Regions from separate parts of the Homo sapiens genome. Here region 1 is linked to region 2. A link is an interaction called in ENCODE POLR2A ChIA-PET data of the cell type or tissue named here. Cell type or tissue: GM12878. All regions are shown on one strand.

Region 1 (2,500 bases), 200 kb after region 2:
GAGGTCCCAGAGAGCTGCCTTGGCCCTTCTACCATGTGAGGACACAGCTCTAGTAGGTGTCATCTGTGAGGAATGGCCCTCACTAGACACTGATTCTGCTGGCACCTTGATCTCAGACTTCCCAGCCTCTAGAACTATGAGAAACAAATTTCTGTTTTTATCAGCCACCCAGTATACAATGTTTTGTTATAACAGCCTGCATGGATTAAGACACTGTTTTTCTCCCTTTTTACGTCCCCCTGAAAGATCTCCTCTACTTCTGTGGCTTTAATTCCTCTACATATGTGGATGACTCCTAAACTTACGTCTCCAACCCAGTCCTTCCTCTTAACTCTACTATTATGTGTCTAGCTGCCTGCCTAACCTGTCTAATTCCATGTATCACAGGCATCTCAAATTCAACTTGACCAAACCCAGATTCCTGATCTGCCTTTTCTAGCTCTGATTCTCTTCATCATATTTCAAGTTGCAGAAAAGGGGAGCACCATTTACCCAGTTACTGAAGCCTGAAACCTGGCATCCTCTTCCTTCCCCAAACATGCCATTTCAGCACATTTTTCTTTTTCTTTTTCTTTTTTTTTTTTTTTTTGAGACAGAGTCCTACTGTGTCACCCAGGCTGGAGTGCAGTGGCATGATCTCACAGCTCACTGCAACCTCCGCCTCCCGGGTTCAAGCGATTTTTCTGCCTCAGCCTCCCAAGTAGCTGGGACCACAGGCATGTGCCACCATGCCTGGCTACTTTTTCGTATTTTTAGTAGAGATGGGGTTTCACCATGTTAGCCAGGATGGTCTCAATCTGCTGACCTCATGATCTGCCCTCCTTGGCCTCCCAAATTGCTGAGATTACAGGCATGAGCCACATGCCCAGCCCTGAGCACAGTCATTTTTCTACCAGTCGATGTTGCAATGAAGATAAAGTTCCAAATCCTTGACATGCTCCAGCCTTCCCCTGTGAGCTGATCACTCCCACAAGAAGCTCCTCTGCCTTCCATCCTCAGCCACTCTGACCTTCTGTTTCTTCTGGGGACCCTGCACCTGCCAGCCCCAGCCCCTTCCTTATTTATGCCATCCCTTTTTCTGGCCCTCTTGCTTGGCTAACTTATACTCATCCTTCAGTTTGGGCTGAGCTATTTATATGCTGTTCCAGGACCCTGAACTTCTCCTTTATGGCACCCATCCTGATTGTAATTATATTATTTATATTGTTTTGTTTGTTGTCTGTCCCCTCTGCTGAACATCGACTTCACATAGGCAGGGACGGGGTCTCTTTTTTCACTGCTTTGTCACTTACCACACCAGTTCCCAGCCAGGAAAAGAAAAGACGGTTGTTTCCCTGCTTTGATAAAATACCCAGACAAAAGGATGCCCTTATTGCTCTTAGACCTCTTTCCCGAATCTTCCCTGGTTGTCACCTGCAATGATGTTATGTCTGAGTTGAATGTTTCTCACTGCACGCTAGTTTGCTCAGAGGTAATAGAGGAGGAACTGTTTTCTCACTTTCTCTTTCTCTTTAGCCTTTATTCCTAAAGCTTGTTTCTAGTCATTTCTTTTAACCAGCTTCCTGAGAAGTATTTCCATTGTCTTTTCTGAACTCTCCCTTAGACCATGAGAAAACAAAAGTTTATGCTGATTTTGGGTCATGACCTGACACTGAAATTGGTGGTGTTAAGTACATTGCCGAGTAACTCAGATACATTGATATTTAAAAAAATACTTTTTCTGATTATAGGAGTGATTTTATTGTTAAGAAAAAATTGAGAATATAATCAAGGGTCTAGAAGAGAAGAAATGGGAGAGATTCAGACTTTTCTCTTGTAGAATAAGGTCCTGCTGTACATGTGATTTTTGTCCGCCCTTTTTCACTTCACATTGATATTTTGATAAAAGCCCTGAGAAATGGGAGTGAAACCTAATGGACCGCAGCTTTGGACAAGCCCCGAGTGCAAATAAGGCTGGTCAGCAGCTTCTAGCAGGATCTGCTTCTTCTAGAAGCAGAGAAAGGTAACAGGCTGCCCTGAGACCAGGCTCTACAGAGCCTCCCTCCTGCCTCGTACATGCCAAGCCGGCCCTGTCCTGGCACTTACAGTGACTAACGGCCGGGCACCTCCCTCTCGGTTGATGCCCTCCATGCAGGACATCTCCAACACATTGCTCTCCGTTCTGGTGTGTTCCTTAAGCCAAACTTTCTAGGTTTAATTTCACTGGATGTTCATAGATCCTCGTGTCCCAGACTAATTGTCTATGTATTTGTTGATATTTGTTCTTGCCTATTTTCATTTTATTTTTTAAATTCAAGGCAAGAGGCCTATTTATTTTGTATTTTATAGTGCCTAGCATGGAATTTGGTGCCCAATAAATACTTTTTTTTTTTTTGAGATGGGGTCTCGCTCTGTCGCCCAGGCTGGAGTGCGGTGGCACTATCTCGGCTCACTGCAACCTCCGCCTCCTGGGTTCAAGCGATTCTCTTACCTCAGCCTCCCGAGTAGCTGGGACTACAGA
Region 2 (2,500 bases):
CTGCATCTGGCCTTTTTTTTTCGTTTTTCTTTTTTTTTTTACTTTTTAAACTTTTTTGTCGGAAATGAAAACATAAGCGCACACATTAGTCTAGGGCCCACACAAGGTCAGGATTATCAATATCAGTGTCTTCTACCTTCACGTCTTGTCCTACTGGAAGGTCTTCAGGGGCAATACTCACGTGGATCTGTCTGGACTACCTCCTGAAGGAAACTGCCTGAGGCTGTTTTTAGGTAGCTTTTAAAAAACATAAGTAGAACGGTGACTCTCGCCTGTAATCTAAGCACATTGGGAGGCTGAGGTGGGACGATCGCTTGAGCTCAGGAGATTGGGACCAGCCTGGGCAACACAGTAAGACCTCATCTTAAAAAAAAAAAGTAAGTAGAAGGAGTGCACTCAAATGATGTTTAAAAGTATGACATAGGTTGGGTGTGGTGGCTCATGCTTGTAATCCCACTGCTTTGGGAATCTGAGATGGGCGGATTGCTTGAGCCCAGGAGTTTGAGACCAGCCTGGGCAACATGTATCCACCGTTAAATTATTGTGAGAAATAGTTTCACCTCCATGAGATTATTCTATTTCAGCTCTTAAGCCCTTTCTGCCTTTCCCCAAGCCCTTGGCAACTACTGTTTTGTACTATTTCTATAGTTTTGCCTTTTCTGGGATGTCTTATAATTGAAATCATATAGTATGTAGCCTTTCTGGACTAGCTTCTTTCACTTAGCAATATACATTTAAGGGTCCTTTACATCATTTTGTGGTTTGCTAGCTCATTTATTTTTATTGCTAAATAATCCATTGTATGGATATATTCCAGTTTGTTTATCCATTCACCTGTCAAAGGACATCCTTGGTTCCAGGTTTTGGTGATTACGAATAAAGCTGCTTATAATCATTGTGTGCAGGTTTTGTGTAACTATAAGTTTTTAAATCAATTTGGATAATCAAATACCTCAGCAATGTGATTGCTGGATCATATGGTAGGCCTGTATTTAGCTTTGTAAGAAACTGCCAAACTGCCTTCCAAAAGGGCTGTTTTATTTTGTATTTCCATCAGCAGTGAATGTTAGAGTTCCTGTTCGCATTTTCATTCGTATTTGGTATTGTCAGTTTTTTTGATTGTAGCTATTCTAATAGGTGTGGATTGGTATCTCATTGCTATTTCTTTCTTTTTTTTTTTTTGTTTTTGAGACGGAGTCTCCATTTGTTAACCAGGCTGGAGTGCAATGGCGAGATCTCGGCTCACTGCAACCTCTGCCTCCTGGGTTGAAGTGATTGTCCTGCCTCAGCCTTCTGAGTAGCTGGGACTATAGGCGCATGCCACCATGCCCGGCCATTTTTTGTATTTTTAGTAGAGATGGGGTTTCACCATGTTGGCTAGGCTAGTCTCGATCTCCTGACCTCATGATCCACCTGCCTCAGCTTCCCAAAGTGCTGGGATTACAGGTGTAAGCCACCATGCCTGGCCTAAGTTTTTCCTTTTTAAAGTTAGCTTTATTGAGATATAATTTACACACCATAAAATTCACCAATTTAAAGGGGGGTATCTTGATGTTTTCCAGTAGATTTACAGTTTTGCAATCATTAGCATAATCTAATTTTAAAGGATTTTAATCACCCCAGAAAGAACCATTGTATACATTAGCAGTCACTCTCCAATCCCTCTCTCCTGGACCCCTAGCCCTAGATAACCACTAATTTATTTTCTGACTTTATAGATTTACCTATTTTGGACATTTCATAGAAATGAAGTCATACAATATGTGATCTTTTGTAACTGGCTTCTTTCATTTAGGATAGTGTTTTTCAGGTTCACCTATGTTGTAGTATGTATCACTCCTTCATTCCTTTTTTAAAAAATTCTGACAAAATTAACATAACATGAAATTTGCCATTTTAACCACTTAAAATATGTAATTCAGTGGTGTTCGGCACATTCACAATGTCATGCAAGTATTACCACAAACTAAATGTTCCCAAACGTTTTCATCATCCTAAAAGGAAACGCTGTACCCGTTAAGCAGTCTCTCCCCATTCCCAGTCTCCTAGTCCCTGCTGCCCAGTAATCTGTTTTCTCTCTCTGTGGATTTGCCTATTGTGGATATTCCTACAAGTGGACTTAGGCAATGTGTGACCTTTTGTGTCCAGCTTCTTCGACTTAGCATAATGCTTTCTAGGTCCAGTAGTACTTCATTCCTTTTTATGGCTGAATAATACTACGTTCTATAGAAACACCACATTTTGTTTATCATGACTTGATAGGCATTTACATTGCTTCTACCTTTTGGCTATTCTGAGTAGTGCTGCTATGAATATTTACATACAGATTTTTTTGTTTGTTTTTGAGACGAAGTCTAGCTCTGTCACCCAGACTGGAGTACAGTGGCACAGTCGTCGCTCACTGCAGCCTCGACCTTCCAGGCTCAATTATCTTCCTGCCTTAGCCTCCTGAGTAGCTGGGACTGTGGGTTTGCACCACCACATCTGGGTAATTTTTAAA

The links. Peaks named below come from ENCODE experiments on the same cell type or tissue, not always from the same donor. Only the 100,000 strongest peaks of a DNase experiment are listed, where the experiment ranks them.
Region 1: POLR2A ChIA-PET joins it to region 2 with 5 read pairs; 4 of 35 experiments call an interaction of 5 or more read pairs at or near these places.

The regions. Positions count from the first base shown.
Region 1 is chr9:19,440,477-19,442,976 of GRCh38, forward strand. The region is part of intron 4 of ACER2 (alkaline ceramidase 2); the gene reads left to right. Among named protein-coding and RNA genes, the nearest start is that of MAP1LC3BP1, 22 kb to the right of the region's middle. In GM12878, no CTCF peak of the experiment used is centred here; a DNase peak (open chromatin) is centred at 1,495; H3K4me3 peaks cover 681 bases; H3K27ac peaks cover 1,272 bases.
Region 2 is chr9:19,241,486-19,243,985 of GRCh38, forward strand. All of the region lies in intron 1 of DENND4C (DENN domain containing 4C), which reads left to right. Among named protein-coding and RNA genes, the nearest start is that of DENND4C, 12 kb to the left of the region's middle. In GM12878, no CTCF peak of the experiment used is centred here; no DNase peak of the experiment used is centred here.